7 separate regions of the Mus musculus genome follow, and regions 1, 3, 4, 5, 6 and 7 are each linked to region 2. The links are chromatin loops, found by intact Hi-C in ENCODE. Cell type or tissue: left cerebral cortex. All regions are shown on one strand. Region 1 overlaps Lsm1 (LSM1 homolog, mRNA degradation associated). Region 2 has its middle 11 kb from the start of Thap1. Region 3 overlaps Star (steroidogenic acute regulatory protein). Region 4 overlaps Lsm1 (LSM1 homolog, mRNA degradation associated). Region 5 overlaps Ddhd2 (DDHD domain containing 2). Region 6 overlaps Hook3 (hook microtubule tethering protein 3). Region 7 holds the start of Plpp5 (phospholipid phosphatase 5).

What was found. A loop is a pair of places that touch in the nucleus more often than their neighbours do. Peaks named below come from ENCODE experiments on the same cell type or tissue, not always from the same donor. Only the 100,000 strongest peaks of a DNase experiment are listed, where the experiment ranks them.
Region 1: it touches region 2 in a loop (2.8-fold over the local background); 13 of 42 quality-filtered maps call a loop at or near these places.
Region 3: it touches region 2 in a loop (2.9-fold over the local background); 8 of 42 quality-filtered maps call a loop at or near these places.
Region 4: it touches region 2 in a loop (5-fold over the local background); 25 of 42 quality-filtered maps call a loop at or near these places.
Region 5: it touches region 2 in a loop (5-fold over the local background); 20 of 42 quality-filtered maps call a loop at or near these places.
Region 6: it touches region 2 in a loop (2.4-fold over the local background); 5 of 42 quality-filtered maps call a loop at or near these places.
Region 7: a loop joins it to region 2, with 5 times the contacts of the local background. A loop is called at or near these places in 6 of 42 quality-filtered maps.

The regions. Positions count from the first base shown.
Region 1 is chr8:25,797,687-25,801,686 of GRCm38, reverse strand. All of the region lies in intron 3 of Lsm1 (LSM1 homolog, mRNA degradation associated), which reads right to left. Among named protein-coding and RNA genes, the nearest start is that of Star, 8.8 kb to the left of the region's middle. In left cerebral cortex, CTCF peaks have their summits at 1,255 and 2,437; a DNase peak (open chromatin) is centred at 2,781; H3K27ac peaks cover 429 bases.
Region 2 is chr8:26,167,161-26,171,160 of GRCm38, reverse strand. No RefSeq gene overlaps it. Among named protein-coding and RNA genes, the nearest start is that of Thap1, 11 kb to the right of the region's middle. In left cerebral cortex, a CTCF peak has its summit at 1,820 (motif pointing right); a DNase peak (open chromatin) is centred at 1,841; H3K4me3 peaks cover 507 bases; H3K27ac peaks cover 248 bases.
Region 3 is chr8:25,812,303-25,816,302 of GRCm38, reverse strand. Star (steroidogenic acute regulatory protein) reads right to left here. Exons shown (of 7, transcript NM_011485.5): 7 at 321-3,530. The coding sequence ends at 3,417. Ash2l (ASH2 like histone lysine methyltransferase complex subunit) reads left to right here. Exons shown (of 16, transcript NM_011791.3): 16 at 1-303. Among named protein-coding and RNA genes, the nearest start is that of Star, 5.8 kb to the right of the region's middle. In left cerebral cortex, CTCF peaks have their summits at 260 (motif pointing left) and 2,466 (motif pointing right); a DNase peak (open chromatin) is centred at 2,403.
Region 4 is chr8:25,790,848-25,794,847 of GRCm38, reverse strand. It overlaps Lsm1 (LSM1 homolog, mRNA degradation associated), which reads right to left. Exons shown (of 4, transcript NM_026032.1): 2 at 2,623-2,691; 3 at 1,056-1,171. Among named protein-coding and RNA genes, the nearest start is that of Lsm1, 7.3 kb to the right of the region's middle. In left cerebral cortex, a CTCF peak has its summit at 2,281 (motif pointing left); a DNase peak (open chromatin) is centred at 2,279.
Region 5 is chr8:25,735,921-25,739,920 of GRCm38, reverse strand. Ddhd2 (DDHD domain containing 2) reads left to right here. Exons shown (of 18, transcript NM_028102.1): 10 at 336-458; 11 at 1,614-1,709; 12 at 3,831-3,914. Among named protein-coding and RNA genes, the nearest start is that of Ddhd2, 16 kb to the left of the region's middle. In left cerebral cortex, no CTCF peak of the experiment used is centred here; no DNase peak of the experiment used is centred here.
Region 6 is chr8:26,070,717-26,074,716 of GRCm38, reverse strand. It overlaps Hook3 (hook microtubule tethering protein 3), which reads left to right. Exons shown (of 22, transcript NM_207659.3): 8 at 1,034-1,117; 9 at 2,297-2,460; 10 at 3,519-3,659. Among named protein-coding and RNA genes, the nearest start is that of 1700047A11Rik, 9.9 kb to the left of the region's middle. In left cerebral cortex, no CTCF peak of the experiment used is centred here; no DNase peak of the experiment used is centred here.
Region 7 is chr8:25,718,474-25,722,473 of GRCm38, reverse strand. It overlaps Nsd3 (nuclear receptor binding SET domain protein 3), which reads right to left. Exons shown (of 23, transcript NM_001081269.2): 23 at 2,807-4,000. It overlaps Plpp5 (phospholipid phosphatase 5), which reads right to left and starts at 2,426. Exons shown (of 7, transcript NM_028000.1): 1 at 2,323-2,426; 2 at 2,099-2,207; 3 at 1,829-1,919; 4 at 1,237-1,300; 5 at 688-812; 6 at 1-44. The coding sequence starts at 2,384. In left cerebral cortex, a CTCF peak has its summit at 2,464; DNase peaks (open chromatin) are centred at 1,166, 2,169 and 2,405; H3K4me3 peaks cover 1,554 bases; H3K27ac peaks cover 1,093 bases.

The DNA of each region.
Region 1 (4,000 bases), 370 kb after region 2:
ATTAATAGCTTTTCATCAAAATAAAACTTGAGTTTGGGAGATAACTTAGTGGACAAAATTCTTGCTGTGCCCTTGTGAAGACCCAAGTTTGAACCCCTGAAGTCATATAAAGCCATGGTGGCTACAGAAGACAAATACTATATTTTACAATTCCAACATCAATTTAATTTCTGCGGTTTGTTGCTCAGGAAGAAGGTCTAAAACCTTGATTCAAATGTACACCACACTCCTACTGCTGTGGGCAATAAACTGTTCCTCTGTTTCACTAACAAGGAGTCTCTGTGGCAACCATTGACAGAAAACATCATGAGGCCTGGTAAGTCATTCTTGTTTAGTCCAGTGCATTATTTCTCTAGTAATTTAGTTTTTAAAATTAATTAATTAATTAATTTTAATAGGGTTTCTCCGAGTAGCCTTGGATATCCTAGAACTTCCTTTGTAGACCAGGATGACCACTGCCTCCAAATGCTAGGATTAAAGGCATGCACCACTATGCTTGAATAAATTATTTGGTTTAATAAAAATACTTAATTTCCCTTACTTTAAAAATACACACTGTAGGAAATTTATAATAAAATCAAACACCTTAAAAATTACTTATAATTCTCATATGGAACACAAATACTTTGGAGACTATTATCAATTCCCAGGTGTAGGCCAGTCTATGTTATCAGAAGCATTGAATCTATGTGTATCTTCTGGAACTTTGTTTTCAAACATGTGTGAAAGTCTGAGGACAGCTTGGTGGAGTACACTGCTCCTTCCACATTCACTTGAGTTATGGGATTTCAAGCCTCTGCTTGTCAGCCTTGCACACTCTTGCAGGCCTAGGAACTGCTTTTGTTCTGTGGTGCTAGGGGTCACACAGGGAAGCATTCTACTGCTTAGCTATGTCATCAGACCAGGCATATCTATGACTTAGAACAAAACCAAACCCATAGTGAAAATAGTGACTAAATTTTGTTTTCATTTAACACAGCATGATATACTTTTTATGTCATAAATATTTAAGAGCCAACTTTGTATGTAGAACTATAAACGAACCTCACTTACCCTCTCACCCTTAAAATGTATAGGTATTATTTATATTTCTGTAACAAAGACAGCCTATACAGACAATGTAGTGAAGTATGGCTGGACTCCCCCCACTAAGCCCAGACAGGCTCTTGGTTATTCAGCAAAAGCTGTCCTAGAATTCACTCTGCAGCCCAGGCTGCCCTCATACCCACTGCCCCCTGCTAGTGAATACTGGGATTACAGGTGTGCCAATTCAGCAGGCTATATTCTCATTTCTGTTCCTGTGATGCATTTCTTTTTAAAAGATTTTATTTTTTATTTATGTGTATACAGGGTACCTGCAGAGGCTAGACAGGGTTCAGATCTTCTGGAGCTAGAGTTATAGTCAGTTATGAGAACCCTATGTGGGTGCTGGGAATGGAACTCGTGTTCTCTAAAACAGTAGTAAGCACTCAATTATTGAACCATCTCTCCAGTTCCTTTTATGACTTTTGATGAGATGGTCTAGAAAGACACTGATCAAAAACATCTACAGATGTCTCAGTCTGCAAGTTAACTGACACAGGCCTCCAAGGTTGCAGAGCTCAGCACTGTGGTATCAGATGGAGGGCTCTCACCAGGAGATTAGAAGCCACGCAAGTTGCATAAGTCACTTGAGTCAAAGGTTATCTGCTAAAAACTATATAATCACCCAACCTTTCCCGCATAACCCTGGGATGAAGAAAAGGCTGTTCTTAGCTCTCTTCCTGGTTTTCAGTATGTTACTCACTAAGCTACTCACCATGACTGTGAAGCAACCATCTCGACAGTAAACGCCCTTAGTGCTGGAATCTTTCATCAGAGAGGCAGAGCCCAGGCTGGCCGTAAACTTGTGATCTGATCCTACCTCAGCCTCCATGCCACCATGGGGTACATTAGAGACTACTTATTCAATGTAATGTTTTTCTAAAGAGATTCTAGGTTTTCTTGAGCTTTAGTACATAATTTTTTCAGACTAATTGCTGATTCACATAATCATCCTTTTTTAAAAAAATATTTTTTTATTAGATATCTCCTTCATTTACATTTCAAATGCTATCCCAAAAGTCCCCTATACCCTCCCCCAGCCCTGCTCCCCTACCCACCCTCTCCCACTTCTTGGCCCTGGCATTCCCCTGTACTGGGGCATATAAAGTTTGCAATACCAAGGGGCCTCTCTTCCCAGTGATGGCCGACTAGGCCATCTTTTGCTACATATGCAGCTAGAGACACGAGCTCTGGGGGTACTGGTTAGTTCATAATGCTGTTCCACCTATAGGGTTGCAGATCCCTTCCATAATTATCCTTTTAAAAAAAGAATGAATATGTGCACTGTGTTCATGCCTAGTACCTACTGAAGGCATCAGCGCCCTCAAAACTTAAGTTACAGATGACTGTAAGCCACCATGTGGCTTCTGGGAGGATAACCCAGGTTCTTTGCAAGAGCACATGCTCTTAACTGCTAAGCCATCTTTCTAGCTCTACCACAAACTATTTTAAGCTGAGGTATGAATACACTTTGTTTGAGAAGGGCGCTTACGTGCATGTACAAGTAAAGGCTGACATAGGGCGTCTTTACCTCTCTATCGGATTTTTTGAGACAGTCTCTCAAGGAACCTGGAACTCTTGGTGTGTGCTTGACTGGCTGGCCTCTGAGATCACAGAATCTGTCTGTTTTCACCTCCCAGTGCTGGGGAGCCAACTCAGGCTCTCATGACTGTGCAGCAAACATTTACCCAGCAAGCCATCTGCCTAGCCCAGTGTGCTGGAGACAGTCCAGGCTGAGCTGAAAGTCACCAGACAGCTGCGAGTAAGCTGACTGTTTCCAACATAAGTCAGTCTTTAATTTCTTCTTCCTTCCCTCTCTTCTTTTGTGGTGCTGAGGATTAAATTCAGGGTTCCAGACGTGACACCCAAGTATACTGCTACTGAGCAAACCAACTCCTCCTGCCCATTAATTTCAGCCAGTCTCACGGGTATTTTGATTTTCCTAGCAAACCCAATAGGATTCAAGGTTTAAATATACTTAAGAAAATATGAATAAAAAGTTATCTATGTAACACACATGTATGTATACATATAATCAACTTCTATTATGTATGCATACAAATACATAGCAAGCAGTATTTCAACAAATGTGATTAACATTTCATTTAATATCTGGTCTTTCTGGCACAAATATTCATGTCCCTTCTCTCTGGTCATAAGCTCCACTCTGAAATCTCAGAATGGCTTTTTCTAACCTGTTTCTGTTTTTTCCCCTTTAAAAACACATACAACACTTTCCTCAAATGCTGCCAATTAACTCCATGCCATGAAGACCTACTTGTAACGTACAATTTAATTTTACTTTTTAAATTATGTACATGTGGGGGTGGTATATGCATTTGACACAGGTGCCCTGGGATCCCCTGGAGACTGAGTTATAGGCAGTTGTGAGATGGGAACCAAACTCAGGTCCTCAGTGAGAACAGTATGTGCTCCTAACTCCTGAGCCATCGCTCCAAGTTCCTAACCAGTTATTTAAATTAACATATTTCAACATGTAAATCTGTTGTTTTCGGTTGCATTAAGGACTTTACTACTGTGATAGACTCCAGCTCTAAACTGTACCTTTTTTTTAAAAAAAGAGATTTATTTATTATTATAAATAAGTACACTGTTGTTGTCTTCTGTTGTTGTCTTCAGACACACCAGAAGAGGGCGTCAGATCTCATTACCATGCTGGGATTTGAACTCAGGACCTTCGGAAGAACAGTCAGTGTGCTCTTACCCACTAAGCCATCTCAGCAGCCCCTAAACTGTACCTTTATATGTCAGGACAGGTAATTTAAATTCTGTAACTTTCTGCATTTGAGGTTAAACACTACATGACTATGTTATTCTTGTTTTTTTTTTTTTTTTTTTTTCTTTTGAAACACAGATTATATTGGAGCTCAGGCTGGCCTCAAACTCACTATGTAGC
Region 2 (4,000 bases):
TAATTAATACTCTTGAGTATAGAAAATAAATCAAAGAACAAGATGGATAACACCTAATAGTGAAGGAAAGAAAGAAAGAAAGAAAGAAAGAGAGAGAGAGAGAGAGAGAGAGAGAGAGAGAAGGAAGGAAGGAAGGAAGGAAGGAAGGAAGGAAGGAAGGAAGGAAGGGAGGGAGACAGGAAGGAAGGAAGGAGAGGGAGGGAGGGAAGGAAACAGGAAGGAAGGAAGGAAGGAAGGAAGGAAGGAAGGAAGGGAGACAGGAAGGAAGGAAGGAGAGGGAGGGAGGGAGGGAGAGAGGAAGGAAGGAAGGAAGGAAGGAAGGAAGGGAGACAGGAAGGAAGGAAGGAAGGAAGGAAGGAAGGAAGGAAGGAAGGAAGGAAGGAAGGAAAGAGAGGGAGGGAGGGAGGGAGGGAGGGAGGGAGGGAGGAAGGAAGGAAGGAAGGAAGGAAGGAAGGAAGGAAGGAAGGAAGGAAGGATAGAAGGGAGACAGGAAGGAAGGAAGGAAGGATGGAAGGGAGGAAGGGAGGGAGGGAGGGAGGGAGGGAGGGAGAGAGAGAGAGAGAGAGAGAGAGAAAGAAAGAAAGAAAGAAAGAAAGAAAGAAAGAAAGAAAGAAAGAAAGAAAGAAAGAAAGAAAGGAAGAAAGAGAGGACAGGTGGTCACAGTCCACAGTCACCGCAGCTGGCAAGAACCAACCCTTCTGGAAACAAAAAGTAAACAAAACAAAACAAAACAAACACAATGTTACAACTCAGTTACAGAAAGATTCCCAAAGAATTAAAGGATAAACAGTTTCAAGGCAGAGAGAGACCCAAGGTGGATTTGGGGGAGCTGGGATAGGTCCCATCCCTTGGCCCCGCAAAGCTGGAAGGGAGTCAGTATTGCACCCTTCCCATCGAAGGTGAGACAAACAGAAACTTCAAGTGTGCATGTCAAACGTCTGCTTCAGCATGGCAGCAGGGGGCCCGGCACTCCCCATGGGATCAGGGAAGCAAGGCCCTCACATTCTCCCCTTGTGACAGATATAGGGGCCCATAGCACGTGCATTCCGCAAAGCGAAAACGAATTCTAAGCCTTCTTTGTGGAAACACTGGGTCCTTCTAGAGTTTACTGAACACTTTTTTTTTTTTTTTGAGACAGGGTTTCTCTGTGTAGCCCTGGCTGTCCTGGAACTCACTCTGTAGACCAGGCTGGCCTCGAACTCAGAAATTCACCTGTCTCTGCCTCCCAAGTGCTGGGATTAATGCGCCACCATGCCCGGCTGCTGGACACTTCTTGACCCAAGGAAATCCCAGGCTTACTTTTGAACATTTTCTCCCCAAATGTCTACAGCAAAATGAAATTTCTAAAGGTGCAAGCAATTTTTTTTCATGAAGATGAAAAATATTATTTTTCAAAAGTAGGATAGCCAAATGGGAGGATTCCCTGGGTTGTGTTGCATAGGATCTCACCGTTTTTAAAAGCTGAGAACAATTCTTACCAAACTTACAAAATGTTTACAGTTTTTGGAACATGAGATTATGAGCAAGCCACTGTGTTTTAAGCCACCGAAACATACATTCTAAGTCTCAGACTCTTAGATCATAGGAAATGTCATTTCTGACCCTGTGAGAGCTATAACAAGTGTGTTCTTTTATGTATGTTTTTTTTATTTGCTTATTATGATAAGCAAGTTTCGGTGTAGTCACAATATGCCGCAGTGTAAAAACTGTGTGCACATGTGTGGAGAAGGTGAGATTGGCTGTACAGTTGGATTCCAGCAAATGCTTCCCTTTTCTGAGCGTTGTAGAACATTGGAGTCCTGGGTATTCCCAACACCAGCCAGCAGAGGGCAGAAGAAGACCATAAATGAAAACATCCGGGTCTTTGCTGAGCCCACTAGCTAAGTAAGGTTCCTCCTCTGCTTGAATATTATCATCTAGCACTTATGAACGTGGAGATCAGAGCTAGTCCACTTACTCGCTCACTAATACTCAGTAGGTGCAGAGACTTCAGCAAAGAACAAGCTGTCTCACCAAACCCCGATGTAGCCAATGGCTAGACTCGGAAAACTCAGTGAATTTGCAGTAGCCCGGGGAAAACTTGGGAAGGCATATCCCGAGTAGGACCTAAAGGCTATATTGCCAGGAACTGGGCAAGCTCCTGCAGATGGCAGGTACAATAGTTGGGGACAGTCTGTGCTGGAGGCTGGGTGTGCAGGCTATTCTGACTCCTGATACCTGCTCCGTCTGCCGGCATTTCCAAAGCTGTTTTTCTCCGACTGGAGTATTCTTTCTCTTCTTGAGAATTCATTGCCCCATGCTCGCTGTCTGCCTTGTTTCTGCCCCCACCAAGCCCTGTAGATTACAGGTTCTTAACCAGGTACTTAAGATTGCGTGTGGTAAATTATAATGTGGCTTTTATAGTCCAGGCAGCCTGACAGGCAGCCCTCTTTAAAAACGGAAATACATTCATTCCTACTGTGCCTTGCCTCCTATCTGGATGGAGAATGTCATATGGACTTACAGACTATATATTAAGGAAAAACAGTGAAAGGGAATGGTGAAAGCAAATATTAGAGATTCAACCTACAAAGGAACCAAGATCTTCTTGTGTCATATAATCTTTAGATTACGCTACCAGGTCTCTTTATAGGAGCAAGACTATTACGTTCTTCAGGTTGTCTTCCTCCTTCTGTAGGCATAGCTAAACTAATTGTGGGCTCAGGTTTCCAAGCAGCTAGTCACCCCAAGTCTATCCAGGGAGGGTTTTAGGTTAGACATCTATAAAGGCAGCGTCTTCTGTCAGCTTGATTCTACTCAATCATAGGCACTGAGTTGCCCGCCCATGGTAAAGTTTAAAGATATCAGAGAGAGACCCTTAAAGCCAAGGGTTGGCTGTCTTTTGTGACTCTGTGTCACGGGGACAGATAACACCTCCATGGTAGAAAGTACCCATGCTCTCTGTACTTGGAAAAAGAGAATTAGCTTTTAGTATTTTTCCACCTCATCAAAGGTGCCCGTTTTATGCTGCTGTGTGGTATGTTACATCTAAATGATCTTTAAACTTCTCTCATAGAAAGTTAACTTTGGCTATAAGCATTTTTAAGGCCCCCGCCCTTTCTCCTCCTGATATAGTTCTCTAGAATAGATTTCAGTATGATTTTTATCAACTATTTCTTATATATCATAACTGGCATATTATGAAACTAGTTTATAAAGACACAGATTTCAATGTCCATTTAAATAACTGTTAAAAGAAGAAGAAAAAGAAGAAGAAGAAGAAGAAGAAGAAGAAGAAGAAGAAGAAGAAGAAGAAGAAGAAGAAGAAGAAGAAGAAGAAGCTGGAACCAGGATGTTTTCTGATTGGTCAGGCTTTGCTGATAATGTATAAGGCACATTGAGCAGTACTGCTTAAAAAGAAAGTACCAGCCAGTAAAAAACTAGTTTCCCTGGGAATCAGGGCTGCACACACAGCTGCTTACAGACAGCCTGAATTGTGCTTGGTGGCTGAGATGGGAAACGGTGTTTGCTTGAACTCATTAGTTGGTCCAAGGTTCAAATCTGTTAAAGGAGCCCTCTCATAATCCCAGCAACAGAAAGCCTGTTTCCCTTCAGTTGCTTCAGCAGGTGTGTAGATATATTCATGTTTACATTCCCGTGTGCTGTCGCTCAGCCGCGCCACCAGTGTTAGCTGAGTCTGGTCTCCGAGAGAGTTTATAACGGCCATCTAATCCAATAGCACATGAGGATGGGAGCGGACATCCTTAGTCTGCAGACAGTGGGAAAAGCAAGTCGTGTGGCTGAAGCACAGCATAGGAGTGAAGCGACAGCAGACGTCCATTCCCTAAGATTTTCCCTTTTTTTGCAAATATCTCACTTGGATAATACAAATCAGGACATGTTGAATGAATGACTGCCGCTTTTATACACACCTGTTCAAGGAAAGCACAGAAAATATATCTGCAGCACAGCCACTCTGGACCCAAGAGGAGTTAGTGGGGAAAGGGAAACTTGCCTGGAG
Region 3 (4,000 bases), 350 kb after region 2:
TTCTGAGTTTGAGGCCAGCCTGGTCTACAAAGTGAGTTCCAGGACAGCCAGGGCTACACAGAGAAACCCTGTCTCGAAAAAACCAAAAAACAACAACAACAAAAAAAAGAAATTTCCCGGGCTGGCGAGATGGCTCAGTGGTTAAGAGCACCAACTGCTCTTCTGAAGGTCCCGAGTTCAAATCCCAACAACCACATGATGGCTCACAACCATCCATAACGAGATCTGATGCCCTCTTCTGGAGTATCTGAGGACAGCTACAGTGTACTTACATATAATAAATAAATCTTTAAAAGAAAGAAAGAAATTTCCCAATGTTTGAATGACTATTAACACAATTTAATATACTTGTCTGCTGCTGAATCCCCCAAACTTCTTTCATACATTGAATATCTTTTTTTGCTTTTTTGAGGCAAGGTCTGTCCATATAGCCTGACTGGCTTCAAACTGACAGAAATCTGTCTTGCTATGCCTTCTTTGGGGTGTCTGCATTATTTAAAGCTGGGGTCACAGCCTACCAGCTGCTAGATAACCACTAATGCAAGGACTAGTCCAAGAAAGAACAAGCCAGCTTGTAGAATGAGCTCATCGGTGTTCGAAGGACTCTGAAGAAAGTGAAGTGATGGTCTTGGAAGAAGTATGAGTGGGTGTTGGCACATAACCATGCCCAGGTCTCCTGTCTACCTACGTGTTTGTGTACCTGGCTTTCCTGCATTAGAAGTTATCAAGGTGCTTGACAGTACTTAGCAGTGTCTGAAAAAAATGCCCAGATGCCTGCAGGCCCCACCATTAATCCCAGCACTTGAGAGGCAGAGGCAGAAGGGTTGATATAAGTTCCAGGCCATCTTGGGCTACAGAATGAGTGAGAAGATCCTGTCTCAAAAGAACAATTGAAGTGAAACAAGAAAAAAAAAATGTGTGTACAGTTGTAAACTTGAATGTGTTAATAAGGTTCGTTTGAAAGATTAAAAAAGAACTACTACCCATCTATAGGTATCAGAATGCCAGTGACAACTGCTTTTATTAAAATATAAGATTAAACAAATGGGTCAAACATCCCAGACGGCAGAGATAGAGTGACGGTGTGTATAGGAGCAAACACTAATCCAATCAAAGCCACAGTGTTTGCTGAAGGCGCTTCTCCACTGGCAGCCTGTTGTCTCGAGGCCGGCACACATGGGTCTTTCAGCACCCAAGTGGCTGCTCTCTTAACTGATTCCCGGGATGGTTCTATCAGAAACACTCTACAGCTGCCCTCGCTCACCTTAAAGCACCGAGGTGAGCAATAAATATCAGTGAAGGCTTAAGACTTCAATAAATAAGTACATGTTCCACATTGTTCTATTCATAAATAAGCTCAGTTCTTTGCAAATGATGGGGGTTACCCACACGATAAGGGACAGAAAAGTGGGCCAGCAAAATGGCACTGCGGATGAAAGTGCTTGCTGCCTACCCTAACAATCCAGGACCCAAGACCCGGGTGGGGGTCGAAGGCACACTCCTGAAGTTGTCCTCTGACCTCCACGTGTCTGCTGGGGCCCATGCACACTCACACAGACATTACTTTTTTTTTTTTTCATGCTTAGAATGAAAAGCTTTCGGTTGTTAGAATTGTTCATCCTTAACACATTCGGAAAGGAATTCCAATATATACCAGTATTTATGTGTGTAAGGTACTTAGTGTAGATAAGCAGCCATAAGGACCTCTGTTTTTCATCTCTCTCCTTCCATCTCTGTGGCTTCTGCCATCATCAGACTTGGTGGCAAGCACTTACACCCTGAGTCATTTTGCTGGTCACACTTATATTTTTGTCATTTTTATTTTTTTATGTTTTTGAGCAGCATTTCTCTATTTAACAGCCCTGACTTTCCTGGAACTTACTCTGTAAACCAGGCTGACTTCAAACTCAAGAGATCCACCTGCCTCTACTGGGATTAAAGTCGTGTGCCACCGTCACCTGGCTCCCAATTTATACCCTTAAAGTGTAATATCTCCAAATCCTGGAACAGGAATGTTATAGCTCTACTGACTTCTAGCTATTTGTCTTCCTAGAAGGTAACATAACATTTTAACCTTTTCAAATAAGGAAGCTGCTAGCTCTGAGCCAGGCTGGCATCTAATCTGTCTATAAACAATAGAACAGTCACTTTATCTTAACATTATTGGTCAGTATTATTTGATCAGTATAGGTAAATGAAAATCCCGTCATAATCTTCCTGCCAGGATGCTGTTAATCTTAACTACCAACTCCCAAGATTTTGTTCCTGCTTTTGTGAGACGGTCTCACTGGGGTCCAAGCTGGCCTGGAACTTGGAGCGATTCACTGGTGTCACCATTTGCAGTGTTGAGATTAAAGCTGTTGAGCCACCGTGCCCGACAAGGGTTTTGTTGTTAATGTTAATGGGTGTTCAGCCTACATATCTGTATGTCTATGTACCACTTGCATACCTGGTCCCCATGGCGGCCACAAGAGGGCATCAGGTTCCCTGGGACTAGAATTAGAGTTGGGAGCTGCTGTGTGGATGCTGGAGATTGACCCTGGATTCCTTGGAAGAGCAGCTTGTGCTCCCAACAGGTCAGCCATCTTTTCAATCCCTGGGTTTTGTGGTTTTGAGACAGTCTCATTATGTAGCTCTGGCTATCCTTCTGTGTAGACCAGGTTAGCCTCAGTATTAGAAAAAATCCACCTGCCTCTGCCACTTGAGTGTTGGGATTAAAGGCACGTGCCTTTAATTATGAGATTGCCTTTTTAGGAAAGAATCTAAACAGTCAAATGACATAAATCTCCGGACGTTTTGTCCCCTTTTGTGAGCTAGGAGATTTAAGCGCAGAGTTCTGCTGAAGCTGTGATTCCTCAGGCTGGGACCTGACATGTACAGGCTGAAGTGTGCATGTATGTTCTTTATTGTCATGGGATTAGTAGGGAAGTCGGCACAATGATGGTTTCATTTCTCCTCAGAGAAAAGTTGGAATACTCTGGAAAGGCCCTTTGTAGGTAGTTTCATTCAAGTTCTGGCCTTTTACAGAGGAGAACTTTTACAGAGTTTCCTAGGCAAGACCTTGCTTTGTGTGCACACTGCCTTCAGGTAGTGACATTTGGAGCTGGTAAGACAACAGTTCCCGATCCTTAGCATCCCCTGTTCGTAGCTGCTGGTGTCTTTTAGGTCAGCATATACAAGCCTAGATGAAAGGTTTCATAGCTACTTATCCCTTAGCCTTCACAGCTATGCAGTGGGAGACACTAGAGAACTTTTATTCTAAGCCTCATTTCTATTTTGCTGATCCTGATTTTACCAGTCAGTCCTAGTGTCTCCTGACTACCACCCCTCCCGATGCTGTTAGCTGAAGATGGACAGACTTGCAGGCTTCCTGTGAGAGCTTCCAATGATTTGCAGGTCAATGTGGTGGACAGTCCTTAACACTGGGCCTCAGAGGCAGGGCTGGCTTCCAGGCGCTTGCGCAGGTGGTTGGCGAACTCTATCTGGGTCTGCGATAGGACCTGGTTGATGATTGTCTTCGGCAGCCACCCCTGGGGTAGACACAAGAGCACTGGGATCCTGAGCACAGTTCTGTACCCCACATAGGCAGGGGCACCTCAAGCTTGGTCTTGCTGGATAAGGGGGCCTTAGCTGCCTTATGGTTAAAGATAGGATGTGTGACCCCGAGCGAGACATCTGTGTCACCTGAAAGGTGAGAATCCCCATGTACTGGGCCTAGGATCACCTTTGTAAATGGTCATGATTATATATAAAACTGATTTTAAAAAAACTATCTTGGAATCTCAAATGTGATCTTCCTATTTCTTCCCTAAAGTACTGAAGTTTATGACACTGCACCTAGCTTTTTTTTTTTTTTTTTTTTTTTTTTTTTTGGTTTTTCGAGACAGGGTTTCTCTGCATAGCCCTGGCTGTCCTGGAGCTCACTCTGTAGACCAGGCTGGCCTCGAACTCAGAAATCCGCCTGCCTCTGCCTCCCGAGTGCTGGGATTAAAGGCGTGCG
Region 4 (4,000 bases), 380 kb after region 2:
CCAACAGGGAGTGGAACCAGCCAAAGAGAATTGTGCTGCAGTAAACAAAGATGAAAGGAGTTGGAAGTCTGAAGAGTGCTTTGACAACAGCCATGGAGATGCAGAGTTTGGAGTTTGCCCAGCTGGGATTTGGTTGTATTTGTTCTAGCATTTACTCACTATGACATTTTGGAACGGTAGTGTATATCCTGTGATGTTTTAGGTGTGTGATCTGCTTTGACTTTAAGTGATTGAATGAATCTCATAAGACTTTGAACTTTGGACTTTTAATTGTTGAGACTGCAATATACTATGGGGGGCTCTGAAAGTTGGACTAAATGTGTTTTGCATTATGCTATAATGCAGACTCATGTTTGACAAGCCTATGAGGGCCAGGGAGTGGCACTATTTGAAGGTGTGGCCTTGTTGGCAGATGGGCTTCAATACTCTCAGCCTAGCTGCCTGGAGGCCAGTCTTCTGCTGCTGACCTTTGGAACAAGATGCACAACTTTTAGCATCTCCAGCACCGTGCCTGCCTGCAAGGTGCCATGCTTCCCACCATGATAACAATGGACTGAGCCTCTGAACCTGTAAGCCAGCCCCAATTAAATGTTGCCCTTTATAAGAGTTGTGGTGTCTGTTCACAGCAGTAAAACCCTAACTAAGACAGTTTCAAACTAGAGGAGTTCCACCTACCACAGCTTCCTAACTGCTGGGATTTTAGACATGTGCCACCATACCTAGCAATGCTGTCTCTTTCTTTCCAGTTGAGAGAATGTGTGCCACCCTTGCACAGGCCATGTTAATCTTTGTACTGTTTGGACCTTAGTATAAGTGCTATTGAAGCAAACACCAGCAATATTGTTTTCTATCCGACAAAGTCAACAATATTTTGCGAGTGAAATCAAATCTTTAAAATGCCAAAGGTCACAGACTAACATTAATTACTTTCTGTAGTGTTGCTCTGGCAACCACAGCTTCCCTAGTTGCCAGCTTCCTGTGGGAAGCTTGGTAAATTGGAAAGCAGCAGCCAACATCAATACCCAGACGCACAGCAGTTTAACAGTCTCACTTACTATTTCTCCTAGTAGGACCACATTCTCTCCTCTGACCACGAAAATCCCTCGAGGAATATCACCGTACTTTTTGCCCACATGAATTCGCTCCACAGTCTGATGGAGCACTAAGTTAGCTATAAGCACACAAAGAAGAAACAGATCTTTAGTTGACATTGTTGATTATAAAGTCTATAACTAAATTATTTAGTTATTTTTAAAATTTTATCAGTTATGACAAGCCATATATGAGAATTTGTTTTATTTGGGGGTGGGGGGGGCAGGGTCCCAGGGTCCCACTCTAGCCTCAGCTGGCCTGGAAGTCCTGATGTAGCATTTGTGGTGATTCTCCTGCTTCACATGCTATACACGCTGAGACTACAGGCATGTTCAGTTTTAGGAGACTTTCAAACAAGTAAAGAGCATTTCCGACTCTGCTGTGCTAATGAACAACTGATGGTAGGAATAAGTTACTTCTGTATCATTTCCTGCCAGTATCAACATGGTCCCTAGGAAATATAAATGAGTGGGAAGCTGGAAAACTAGAGCCTAGCCAACTATTAAGATTGAAAGTCTGCATTTTTAGAAGGAGAGCTTCCTTACTGTGTGAATATATGTATGTGATGACTTTAGTGAGATTTAATAGTTTTTAGTAATTAGGACTCATGTAATCCAAACTAAATTTTATGGGTTAGGACACAACAACGATTTATATAATCATGCATGGTAATCTAGGAATTTGCTTTTTATCTCTTCATAGCACTTACATGAATTTAACTTAAGGTTTAGAACATTTTCTTCTTAAAAATCTTTTTCTCCTTTGAATTAGTACTATTTGTCTTCCTTGAAGTAAAACAGAAGTTGTTTTGCTTTGGTTTGATCTGTTTCCAAAGTGACCCTCTTGATCTACCCGTAAGTCCCTGGGACCCAGGCGCACAGCTGGCTGTTTAGGCCTCCTATGTTTGCCCTCACATTCAAATCCAGGAACCCAGCAGATGACCAGCAAGTGTCGGTGTGAACGGAGAGGTTTCTTACACCAAAGGGAGAAACAGATCTCTTCCTTCAGAAAGTGCAGACAGATGACTAAATCTGATGTATTCCTGTATGTAAACTACTGAGTTTATCTGTGTTCTGCCCCCAACAAGAGTTTCGGGAAATGGCCTCGACCCTATTCTCACTGGACAGGGAAGGATTACCTCCAGGAAATGATTTTAAGACTAACTTTAAACCTGTCACCTGGCGCCCTCTAGTGGGGAAAATAAGTGTAAATCAGTTTTAGAATACAAACTTGTTTTGTGAATGAACATACAAGGTTTTGAAACACCTAATCATAACTCTAAAACAATTTACTCGTGGCGCATGCCTTTAATCCCAGCACTTGGGAGGCAGAGGCAGGTGGATTTCTGAGTTCGAGGACAGCCAGGGCTACACAGAGAAACCCTGTCTCGAAAAACCAAAAGCCAAAAAAAAAAAAAAAATTACTCACCCCAACACTTCCATTAGGCTGATACATGTGGAAAAGTTAGATAAGTAAATTTCAGTATGAAGCAGTGCAAAAAAATTTTTTGGGATCATAACCAATACATACCAAATTGATCAATGCTTCTTAAAAAACCTATAAGTGTTCTTCCATCTCGAAGTAGGACCAAGTGCTTTTCTGGGAAAAGGAGAAAAGATCTATTAAAACAAAGGTGTCAGTTTCAGTGAACTTATACAGTATCAATAAAAATTCAGTTAATAGTTGTCTAAGCTGTACCAGACCCTCTTCTAATGTATTTAGTATGGAGCTCGGTGTAAAACACGGGATGGAAGACTGTAGCCTGGGATTTAAATGACATCAGTACTGCAGAGACTTGGAGCAGTTAGTGCTGTTGAGCTAGAAAAGGACACTGAGTAGCCAGGAAAGCAAGTGGTTCTGGCCCTGATGTTACAGTCAACCCTTTTAGCATCATATAATTTCTCTACCTTAAATAGAGAAGCTTAGTCTAGATGGCTTTTATTTTTCTGAGAGGGTTTTACTAACCTAGTGGAGCTCATATTTAGGATAACCTAGAAGCCCCTCCCTCCTTTTTAAAAAAAAGATGTAGTTTATACATAGGAGTACACTGTAGCTGTCTTCAGACACACCAGAAGAAGGGCATCAGATCCCATTACAGATGGTTGTGAGCCACCATGTGGTTGCTGGGAATTGAACCCAGGACCTCTGGAAGAGCAGTCAGTGCTCTTAACTGCTGAGCCAGCTCTCCAGCCCCCAGCCTTGAACTCTTAAATGCCTTGCCTCCATCTAAATTCTGGGATTATGGAAGTTCTAGTTACTTTCATCGTTGGCTAAATTTCTATTACCTTAATCCTAGAATTATTTCAACATTTTCATTCAATCAAGGAAATCTGAAATGAAAACCCTGCTTTAGAGGGGCTGGCTGGGTGTGTAGCTGAGAAGTAAAGCCCCTAAACCCTAGGCTCAATGCCCAGCACCAAAACTAAAATTCAGAAACGTCTCAGACAGGCAAGATGTGATAGAGACCTAGAACAGGAACTCAAGTAAAAGCTTTAAAAAAATTATGTGTTGTGTTTGTCTGCGCACATGCTTGGAGAGACCAGAAGTTGGCATCAGACTCCTTAGAAGTGGAGTTACAAACAGTTCTCAGGGAACCACGGACATGGGTGCTGGAAATCACGCTGGTCTTCAGGAAGAGAAAGAAGTCTGCATATGTAACCACTGAGCAGTCTCATTAGACTGAATTAAACATTTATTGAACGCTCTAAACCAGCGGTTCTCAACCTGGGGGGTAGCAACCCCTTTAAGATCAGACAACCCTTTCACAGAGGTTGCCTATCAGATATCAGATATTTACAATTTATAACACTAGTAAAGTTAGTTCTTGGTTTTGTTTTCTTGTGTGTGTGTGTGTGTGTGTGTGTGAAAGATTCATGGCCCCACCAAGCTTGTTTTTTCTTCTTTTGGT
Region 5 (4,000 bases), 430 kb after region 2:
AAAAAAAAAAATTAGTTGAGATTGCAAAAAGTTGGATATCCCTGTTTTATTTTGTGTAAGTTAAAATGTATTTAAAACTGGGTGTGGTAATTATACCTGTAATCCCGACACTGGGGAGGTTGAGGCGGAGGGTCCAGAATTAAAGGAAATCTCGTCCTCAGTTACACAGTAAGTTTGAGGCCAGCCTGGGCTACATTAGACCTTATCTCAAAAACAAAGCAAAGGTTAGAGTTAAGGTTCATTGTTGTAAATATCTTGAATGATATATCTCATATTATAAAGTAGTATTAATAAAGACATTTTCTGAGTAATAAACTTTATGATACAATTTTTAGGGTTCGTTGAGCTCTGCTGAGGATCGAGGCGATGCATCAACATTAGAAGAAGACTTGAAGAAGCTTCAACTCTCTGAGTTTGTCACTGTCTTTGAGAAGGAGAAAGTTGACAGAGAAGCTCTGGTAAGTAGTAGGCTTTTAAATGTTACACCAAACAGTTCTCAGTTCTTTTATCCTCACACTTTTACCAAGAATGTGCCCTTTGGAGCTCTCTACTTCCAGATATCTCACCACTCATGATGGGCTTCAGCATTGCTTCCCTGCATTTTGTCAAATAAAGCGAGGGATCCTTGCTGTGTGGGAGCTCAGGGTTCCCATGGACCATATTGCTGTGCACATATCAGAGTGTGATCTAAGCAAGCTTAGAGCAGATGTGAGTGTCTAACAGGAGCTGCCCGGCTCTTACAGTTTCCGTTAGGTAAAGCGCTGCACTGTTGGTATTCTCTTTCTCTCACTTTTGCTGTGCTTTTTCTGATTTGATACATCGCTTCACTTATTTAATAAGTGCCCACTATGATCAGGCATGTGCAATAGGGTACTAATAACATGGAGCTGGTTACTGTGTTAATTACGCAGTTAAGAACTTAGGAGGAGGGCCTGGTGAGATGGTTCAGCAGTAAAGAGCACTGACTGCTCTCTCAAAGGTCCTGAGTTCAAATCCCAGCAACCTCATGGTGGCTCACAACCACCCGTAATGAGATCTGACGCCCTCTTCTGGTGTGTCTAAAGACAGCTACATTGTACGTACAAATATTAATAAATAAATCTTTGGGCTGGAGCAAATGGGTCCAGAACGAACGGGGCCGGAGAGAAGAAAATGTGTCTGAGGACAGCTACAGTGTACTTGCATGGAAACTACACAGCAGTTTAAGAATGCAAAGGGAAGGACAGCCTTCCCCTCTAAAGTGAGTGGCACTTATGCTGAGATTTTGTTGTTAACTCGTTGTCATCCTTCTGTGTTAGCCAAAGTCCTCACAGCTTTTGTCCATCAGGAGGAGTCTAAGTCTAACCATCACTGGGTACCAGCTTTCCTAATTGCTGTTTTTCATAGAGTATTCTATGACTATCCAGTGACACTGTAGTTTTTACTAATACTTCTTGGGTTATTTTATAATTAAGACAAGACTTTCTTTATCAAAGTTACTTGTGTGTTATACCTTAAGGGAGCTGGATCAGTATAGAACCAAGAACAAGACTGACTCCTTTAGAGTCTAGAACATTTCATTGGTTTTACTTTGCTTAGAAGTTAAAAAAACCTGTTGTGTTGTTTATGCCTAGGCTTTATGTACAGACAGAGATCTTCAGGAAATGGGGATTCCCTTAGGACCCAGAAAGAAGATACTGAACCATTTCAGTGCCAGGAAGAATTCAGTGGTATGTGTCTAAAATGGCTTAGTGGCGTGAGAAGGTTCGTTGACACTGATAGTATCTTTATGCTTTGTGAGATAGACACCCTGCTAACCAAGTAACGCTCTGGGTGGCTTTCCACACGGGGATGAAACTAGAACCTTACCCACGCTAGGCAAGCACCTGAAAACTGGGTGCTTGTTTTTTTTGTTTTTTTTTTAACGTTTTATTTGAAGACAGAGTCTCGCTAAGTTGCCCTGGCTGGTTTTGAGCTCACTCTGTAGACCAGGGAGACTTCAACTAGAATTTGAAATCACCCCGCCTCAAGCCCCCCGAGTACCTGGGACTGTTGCCCTGCAGCACCAGCCCGGCCAGGGCCGCTGTCTTTGTGCTGTGTATTGGCCAGGTGAGGTCTCTCTCTGCTACTCAAGTGTCTTCACACTCCTGGCATTGTTATTTCCCTTGAGACAGGGTCTTGCTCTGTAGCTGTGACTGTCCCGGAACACACTATGTAGACCAAGTTGGCCATGAACTCAGAGATCCTCCAGCATTGCTTCCCAAGTGCTGGGATCAAAGGTGTGTGCACCACTATACCTGGCTTCCTCTTTCCTTAGCAAATTGTTTGAACTACAGATGAGGACTACCACTCTTGGCAGAGTAGTTTTCATCATTGGACTTGGCTTTTTTAGAAATTAAACATATTTTCTTTATCTGCATCTTTAGACACACTTTTGTTTTCATGTCTCTCTCCTAGAGCTCCTACTGTTCAGATTTATCTTTATAACAGAGTGATTCATATCACATATGATTAGCTTTTCGCAATATAAAATCCAGGTGTTTTTAGGCTTCCTTATTTTTTATAACCATCCCTACTAATTCTAGAATGTCTCCATCACCTCCAGAGCACATCCCGTACTGATTGTAGTCATCACTGCGTATGACTGCAGCCTTTGCCAGCCACTGCCAGTCTCTGTGTTTATGCTTCTCTTTTTAATAGTAGTAAGTTTTCATACAAGTGAAATTATGCATATATAGCCTTTTATGACTGCCCTTTTTCATTTAGCAAAGTACTGCATATTAAGATCTGTATATGTTCTTTCTGTCCGTGTGCTGGTGGTGGGGGGGCATGGACAGGGAGTGACCCTTGTCCTTAGCCTCTGAGTGCTGGGATCATGGGCACTAGTTTCAGGCCGTAGTGATTAACTCCTTTTCAACTTTTCAGTAGACCCAAGTCTTTGTAAGACACAAGTCATGCAAGCATTAATTTATTCATTCATTCATTATATCGAGATAGGGTCTTACTGTGTAGAACTGCCTTGCATGAACGTCACAGAGATCTGCCTGACTCTGTCTCTAGAGTGCTGACCTTAAAGGTGTGTGCTACCACAGCTGGTAAGATCCAAGTCTTGATCCAGTATTTGTATTATATGCAACCCCCAGAGAGACATCACATTTGCCTTCATTGCAGACGCATACACTTTGTAGAATTTAGCAACAGTGATTTGCCTGTCATATGGTTACTTGAAATTTCAGCTGGTGCCAAAATGCTTTCGTAATTTATTTTTATTTATATATTTTTGAGACATGGTCTTACTGTGTAGTTGTAGCTGGCCTAGGACTCACATGTAGATCAGGCTGGCCTTTAATTCATAAAGATGGGTCTGCCTCTAACTCCTCCCAAGTGCTGGGGTTAAAGGTGGGCTCCACCATGCCTAGAATTTACTTATTTTTTTTAAAGATTTATTTTATTTTGTTTTTATATGTTTGATTACATGTATGTCTGTGTACTCATGTGCGTGCCTGGTACCCATGGAGATGAGAAGAGGACATTGGATTCTCTGGGTCTGCAGTTACAGCTAGTTATGAGCTACCATGTGTGTGCTGGGAACCAACCCCCAAGTCCTCTGGAGAGCAGCCAGTCTTACCCACCGGGCCGTCTCCAGCTCCTCTTCCATTGTTTTGAAGCACATAGGGCTATCAGCTCATATCATATGGCAAATATCATTTTTTCAGTACATTTATCTTGTTTTGTAAGGGATGCTACATAGAATTATTGGTTGCCATTTTAAAGCTTTTCCTTTGACTGTAGCAGCTATTTCCAGTGAATAGTATTTCCATGAAACTATTTTTTTCTTTTGTTCTTTTTAGAGTATTAATAGACCAGCCATGTCAGCCTCTGAGGTAAACATCTCCAAGGAAAATGGTGACTATCTGGATGTTGGCATTGGGCAGGTAAAAATACTCTTTGGTTTTTTGGGTTTTTTTTTCTACTACTAGTCATTGGTAGGAATAGATAAGACTCATTTTTAATGAGGACT
Region 6 (4,000 bases), 96 kb after region 2:
TATTACACATTATAGTTAAGCTTGAACTTTGTATTAAAAGTAGTACTGCATGGGCCAGTGAGGTGTCTCAGGAGGCAAGGGTGCTTACTGGCAAGATTGATAAACTGAGTTTACTCCTCAGGAACCATTGGTAAAAGGAAAGAGCACAGCACATCAAATTGTCCTTGACTTCTACATGCATTTATGTGTGCGCACACACAGACAGACAGACAGACCGAATGAGTTAATGTGGTACTAAAAAAAATATGGTAGTATTGCATTGCCCACTTTAAAACAAATTTATTTAATTTACAGTAATCCCTGTTCTCTAGTCATGAATTTCTTCTGTTCTATAACTTTCTGTATAGGCCAGGCTGGCCTCAAACTCACAGAGGTCAACCTGACTCTGACTCCAGAGCACTGGGATTAAAGGAGTGTGCAGCCACACGTGGCTGGGAACAGCTGCATTGAAAAGGAACTTTGCAATGTATTTTTAAGAATTAAATACTGTTACAGTGGTTTGTAGCTTCCATTATCTACATGGGCAGAAATCTTTGTGTCTTTTGCTTTCTCTTAATTTGGGCTCATGATTTTAAATGTTATATAAGAAAGTCTTTGGACATGATATAATTTCAATCCAAACCATAATTTGCCTTTCTCTTTGTGGTATTGTTTCTTTGCTGTTGTTGGTAATTTATGTTTTTGTATATTTATTAAACAGAGGTTTATATATATATGAAATAAAGAGACAAATTTTATTTTAATCGGTGTTTTTACAATTTGCTAACTTAGACTTTATTAAGGGAATATGAGTTTGAGACCAGTATGGTAAATGTAGGAAATTTCATCCTAATTACTGCTAAATAGCGAGACTCTGTCTCAACAAAAAGCTGCCCCCCCCCAAAGTGCTTATTTTCAGTTTTTACCAGGAATGTTCTTAATTTCCTTTACATTACCTCCCAAGAAATAAAAAATTTTAATTCTGTGTTACACCTCTGTAAGTCTTCATTTTTGTATTGAAATATTTCTTGTGCTTACTTTTCTTTCTAACTAGTTGAAGAAAACTACCGAAGAACTAAATGAAGCTTTGTCAGCAAAGGAGGAAATTGCTCAAAGATGCCATGAATTGGATATGCAGGTAAGAGCTCCTCTGTGCTGTGTCCCACCACAAATACGATCACGTGATTCAGTCTCACTACATGTGACCCTAATTACAAAGAGAGAGAGCAGAGCAAATAGGGTTCTGATTTAGAGGAGTGTGCTCTCTGTAATTTAACTAAACTCATTCATTATAAATGAACATTACAAATATAGAAGCAAAAAAAAAAAAAAAAGAAGGAATATCAATGCTTGAGTCTTCATTTGTGCCAGGAAGCTTGCTTTCCTACTTTGGGCAGTGGTGCGAGTCCTCCTAGTCTACGTGTGCTGCTGGGCACTGGGTGCTTTACCTGTGCCTGCAGCAGCTAGAGGAACAAGCTGAGGTTCCTGCTGCTCTGTCACTGCTCACCTTGTGCGTGTGTGTGTGTGTGTGAGGCGGGGTCTCTCAACAGACTCAGCCCGCAGTTTTGGCTAGGCTGGCTGGTCAGCAAGCTCCAGGATCTATCTTCACAGCCCCTTAGCACTGGAGCTGTAAGCACGCATGCCTGTCTGGCTTTCTCTGTGGGTTCTGCAGACCAGTGTCTTACACGGTGTTTTGTTTTGTTTTGTTTTGTTTTGTTTTGTTTTGTTTTGTTTTGTTTTGTTTTAAGAATTTTGCATTCTTATCACAGTATCTGAGACTTTGTGTGTTCATCCTTGCCAATATCTTTTTAAATTTATCCATTGTCATGAGACTTGCTAATTTTGTGGCTTGAATTTGCATTTACTCGGTGACTATTGATTATTGTCTTTCCATGTGCTTATTTACCGTCCTTGATGAAGTCTCTTTTCAAATAGGAAGTAAATCCATCTATGGTGGCCTACACCAGTAATCCCGGCTTCCCCGGAGGTTTATGCAGGAGGATCACTGGAGCCCCACAATTTGAAGTACCTGAACAATGTAGCAAGACCCTTTCTCAAAATTAATTTTTAAAATTCTCACTCTTAGATATTGCCTTGCATGCATAACATTCAAAATAATGTAGATGTTTTCAGTAGAGTGGTTGCTAATGTGAGGTGGCACTGAGCAGTCAGAGGCAGGCAGGTCTGCTAGCAGCCAGAGGCCAGCCATGTCTGCAGAGTGAGTTCTAGGCCAGCCAGGGATGCTCAAAAGTAGGCAAACTCGTAATGGTGATTCACAAGAGTTTGAGTTGGATAACCACAGTCCTAATTCCAACAGGTTGCAGCACTGCAAGAGGAGAAAAGTAGTTTATTGGCAGAAAATCAGATACTAATGGAACGACTCAATCAATCTGATTCTATAGAAGATCCCAATAGCCCAGCAGGAAGAAGACATTTGCAACTTCAGACTCAGTTAGAACAGCTGCAAGAAGAAACATTCAGGTAAAAGGCCACTCCTTACAACCTAGTTTTAAAATTTCAAAGCTAAAAATAAAGGGTGCCAGGATGGCTCAGACAGCAAAGGTGCTTGCCACCAAGCCTAACTACCTGTGTTCAGTCCCCAGAACCTTCATGGTAAAAGAAGGGATCCAACTCCAGCAGATATTAGCTAACTCTGACGCACACAGATAGACTTTTATAGGACTTGTGGGTAACTACAGACCCAAGTGGCTGTGTAATAAAACAACATCTTCTCACACGTCATGAAATATCTCCACATCTAGGAAATTCCATCAAAGCTATGTATATAAAACTAAAGACCTAGGGGACCAAAACCCTCTTTTGGCCTCTACAGGCACCAGGCACACAAGTGATACACAGACATGCATGCAGGCAAAGCACCCATACTCATAAAGTTATTTTTTTTAATTAAAAAAATAAAAGGTGAAATTGACACCGACCTCCCAATTTTAAATAATTTTGAGTAAAACAGATTACTCCAGAAGATAAGGTTGGGTTCAGTTTCAGCATTTTGTCACCAACATGGGTTCCAGAGGAAGTAAAAAACTTAAGTGTTACATTTTAAACCATTAAAAATACTGTCAGGAAGTGGAGAGTTAAAAGACAATAATGTCAAATATTTACCAAAAGCAAAAACTATAAAGTCAAAAATTCAATTGAATTATATAAAATTTACAACTCTTTATTAAATACTTATACAAGAAAAATTGAAAGTAAGTAGTCTACATGAAATACATTGGACAGTAGACAGGAGGGCCTTGTAACTCCAAGGAAGGTTGGTGTTTGGTTTTGTGGGTCTAAATACAGCTTTTCTTCATATATATTCTTGTTAAAAATTTGGAAACCTTTGCTCTTTTCTCCTGCTGTGAGAACTTTGTGCATCGATTAAACCTGTTTTCACGGCAGGTAGGACTTGGGTAGAGTTTATGCTTACAGAAGTGAGATACATGCTCAGGAGGAATGGAATTTGTTTTCTTTTCTCCCTAAGGAAAATTATGAGACACTTAATAGTGCTTTTTATCTATTTTGTTTGGCTGCAGACTAGAAGCAGCCAAAGACGATTATCGAATCCGCTGTGAGGAGTTAGAAAAGGAAATCTCTGAGCTTCGGCAGCAGAACGATGAGCTGACCACTTTGGCAGACGAAGCTCAGTCTCTAAAGGATGAAATAGACGTTCTCAGGTAAAGAGTCGCCCTTCGCTGCAATGTTGGATTCCCTGCCACCCCCAGCCTCCCAGACACACACAGATGCAAACACACAATGCTCCATCTCAGAGGTTACAGACGCTGGCATCTCTGAGCACACAGACATGTTTAAAAAGAAAGTGTAAATGAGTATCTAAATGGCTTTATAAGCACTTAAATTAATAGGGAAATAAGTATCAAATAAATGTTAGATTCCCATGGCAGTCACTCCACTGCTGTCTGCACTGGCTCTTCCTTCTTGCTACTCTTCTTTAACTGTGAGCCCTCCTAGCCCTTGGTCTGTGTCATAAAGACTGACTTCATTTCTTTGCTGGCAG
Region 7 (4,000 bases), 450 kb after region 2:
CCCTGCCAGGTAGAAGGAAGCAAAGGCCAGACCAGCAAATGCAACTAGAAAGGGAAGACCTGTGAGTTTTGTGTCCTGTGGGGTCCCCGTCACTCCTGTCCAGACAGGGCAGGGAGCAAGAGCAGGGCTTACCCCTCCTGATTACAGGGAAAGGGAAAAAAATGAAGGACTGTATTTTCTGTCCCAGAGTTAGTATTTTAAGTAACAGTAGTTTCTGGTATAAAACTTATGGTGAGAAGTCTACAGCACCGTCCACAGTAATAAGTGGGAATCACAAAAATATACCACGCTGGGTTCCTGGGAGCTACAAAGGTCACAATGTAAAAGGCTGGGCAGCCCCTCACAAGTAGTAGCTCTTAAATATATTTTTTTTAATGACTAGTAAGAGATGGCTCATTCCTCCAAAGCTTTAAGGTTAAATGTAACTCTATTTAAAGTAGGTATCAGAGCTGGAGGAGCCAAGAGTTGAGTCGGCAGCAGTTAGCTTTTGAGAGGACCTTGGTTCAGTTCCCCAACGTGGCACTCACACTGGTCTGACCCCACCTCCAGGGGATCACACACCTTCTTCCAGCCCCTATACCATTTGCGTGTGCACACGTACATGTACAGGTGTACACACACACACACACACACAAAGAGCGGAACATGGACATGTAAGTATTTAAGTAGTTCCCATGAAACTCATACAGGAAGAATGTCCACTGGGGAAGCTCTTTCGGCCCTCGTTCACCACATCCTCGTCCCCCGTGCACGTCAGATCAGAATGGGCCAGCCCATCAGGGAAGCAGCGGTAGAAGAAGTCTGGGCGGGGCCTGGAAGAAATATAATTTACTCTCTCAGGAAGTATTTTTCAGTAATAGTAGATGTCAATAATCTGTTGACCACTAATGTCATAGGCAAAATAATGTAATGGGGTGAGATTAGTGTTTATACTGAGAAAAAGGCCTTAGCCACGCGGCCAATGTTCAAGAAAGTCTCTAGCATATGATTGTATCTTAGCACAGAGCAGCTAGTCATACTGCAGCTTTAGGTACATAAAGGTGGTCGCTGTGGGAAATACTCAGGACAGGACGCAGACCAGGTGGTACACTTGGAACAGGCAGAGGGCAGGGAGAGGGAGTTCTGGTGAGAAAGGAGAGACTAGTCTGAGAATCCGGGTAAACACTGCTTGAGAATGTGGTGGTGTGTGTGTGGGGGGCGCTCAGGGAGGTTTGAGTGCCAAGGCTTCTCACTTACCTGCCCACTATCAGTTTGATTATGTTGGTAAAGACACCATTCAGAGCTAGGGCAAGGCTGGCAGCTGGAAAGCAAAGAAGCCGTTAGTGCCATCTGCTTGGAGAAGAGTAAGCCACCACCTCATGAGTAGAGCCTTCATTGCTTTGAGATAGAACCCAACCAGAATAAAAACCCAAACGGCCTAGGGGCAGAGAAGTGGAGCACTGAGGAACACCTATGTGGCACCTGTGTTAATAGGGAACACCTGTGTGGTGTCTGTGTTAATAAGGAACACCTGGCCGGGCGTGGTGGCACACGCCTTTAATCCCAGCACTTGGGAGGCAGAGGCAGGTGGATTTCTGAGTTCAAGGCCAGCCTGGTCTACAAAGTGAGTTCCAGGACAGACAGGGCTACACAGAGAAACCCTGTCTCGAAAAAACAAACAAACAAAAAGGAACACCTGTGTGGCGCCTGTGTTATTAAGCACATTCTCATCAGTACTGCTTTTTGGTCTCATGGGGTAAAAAGACATACTTTAGGGGTACAGAGTAGCTGAACCCCATAGCTACTTGCCAACACTAAGACAGGAACAACTGGAACAAGGGCGACTTACCGAGGCAGGCTTGCTTGCTGTCGGTAGCGTCAGCTTTCCTTAGAAACTTGGCGAGGAAGATCAGGGACAGTGGAGTGAGAAAGGCAATGACCTGAAGGTAAAACACAGGGTCGGTAAAACCAAGTCCCTCCTGGCCTAAAGCACCAGCTGCCGCGCACTAACCAAGATCGGGGCTCAGATTGCCCACCAGACGCCTCGCCCTAGCCCTGGAACTCAAGGCAGGGGAGGAGTCCCTGCCAGCGGAGGAGGGCGGGAGGGCAGCTCACGCACAAACATGCGGCCGGTGGGGAAGTATTCCGCCTCCACGTACGGGTTCCTGTAGAGCCACAGCTCCTCGGGCTGGATCCGCCGCTGGAAGGGAGGGAGCAGCTCGGTCACCCTGGGGAGGAAACGGGGAAGATTGACAGGCTACCTCGGCGGAAGAACCTGCCGCCCCGAGCCGCTTAGGAAGTGCGAGCGCCCAGGGACGCCTGGGAGCGTTGACAGATCCTTACAGGAAAGCCACAAAGAGCAGGACCCGCACGCCCAGCTCGGCTCCCAGGGCCGCCGTCCCCATCCCGCCATACGTGCGGATCAGACGCTGACGTGGCCCCGGCGCGCCGTGGTTCCGCCCGCCCGGTGTCCAGCGCCACCTAGCGAACTCCGCGGGGACTGACTACCAGCGGGGCCTCCGGGCTACAGGAAATTCAGAGCTCATTTGCTGTGTTATGAGTACCACCTAACAGATCACCTTTGGGTCTCAAAGCAATGTGTCCTTCACCAACCACCCAGATCAGCTTATAGGACAAGAAAAGGAACGTCATTCTCCAGAGATGCTTCCTCTACAAAAGCAAACCAGAAAGCCCACTTTAAAGAAACTATGTCTTTGGAGCATTTCGAAGGGAAAAAACTGGGCTGAGGGTGAGTGGTTGTATTTTTGTGTCTCATTTCCCAGTAAACTGTACCATGAAATTACAGGTAAAGAACCAGCCCATATTCTTAAGTAGACCATACAGGACAATTTATTAAAGTCAACCTCAAGCAAGACCTGAAATCAATGGAATGCCATTAAAAGCTTTCCCACATTCTTACAGAAGCAGAAAACATATTTGAATTCTAAAGTATCTGTAAGTTAAAAAGGCAGGATTCCAGTAAATACAATGTACAAAACCTGTCCCACCAGCACACATCAGTAAGAAGCTCAAATGTTACAGGCAATCTCACATACACTACACTAGTTAACAGATATGTACAGGTTAACTAAGATGGTAGGCTCATACTTTGCAATAAGACATTGGTCAATAAACAAAATCCTTAAACTATATTTTGAAGTCATTAAACAGTAATGCCCTAGTAGAATACCCCTGGGGAACATTAACACTAACCCCTTAGTGTTAGGAGCGCCAAGTCACAGAAACTAAAGAGACTGACTAATGGATGTTGACACTTTGATATTTCACAGGTCTACAGCGTTCATTACAGGTAAATACAGATGTAAACAATCTATCAAGAACTTTATTCAAAGAACACAAGGTGAGGGTGGGATCTGCAGATATGTGTTTATTGTGTAATATTTAAATGGACACAAATGAATTTGCCATAGCAGTTGAAAATACACAAATCTTTGTATATAAAAAGAACTTTTTAGCCAGCTGTAATCAGTTAGCAACTTGGTTATTAGCGGCAATACAGTTACTTACCATAGGGTACAAAAAATGAGATGTTAATTGATAACAAAAGTGTAATTCCCTCATTCCCTTTAACTGACAAGAATTCCCTGTTGAGGCAAAATGGCAGATACTTGAAAGCCATCTGCACAGAGCAAGGCTCAGTCAGCAGGTAAGGAAGGCTTCTCGTCCCTTAACGGACGCAGTGAAGTCACAAGAAAACCAAGGACCGAATACTGACTTTGGCAACTTCTATTTTCCCTTGAACTTACAAGTCAATGACTTTCAGAGCCTACTGAAGGACAAACAATACTTTTCTCCCCCCTCCCCCATACACAAATACAAGCGCTCACATCTGCCACTTTTGCAATGGATTGACAAAAGCCAAACAATTGATTTTCCCCCCCTTTTTGAGACAGGGTCTCTCTACATAGTCCTGGCTGGCTGGGAAGCGTTAGGTAGGCCTTGAACTCTCGGAGATCCTCCTGCCTCTGCTTCTGGAGTGCTAGGATTAAAGGCGTGTGCA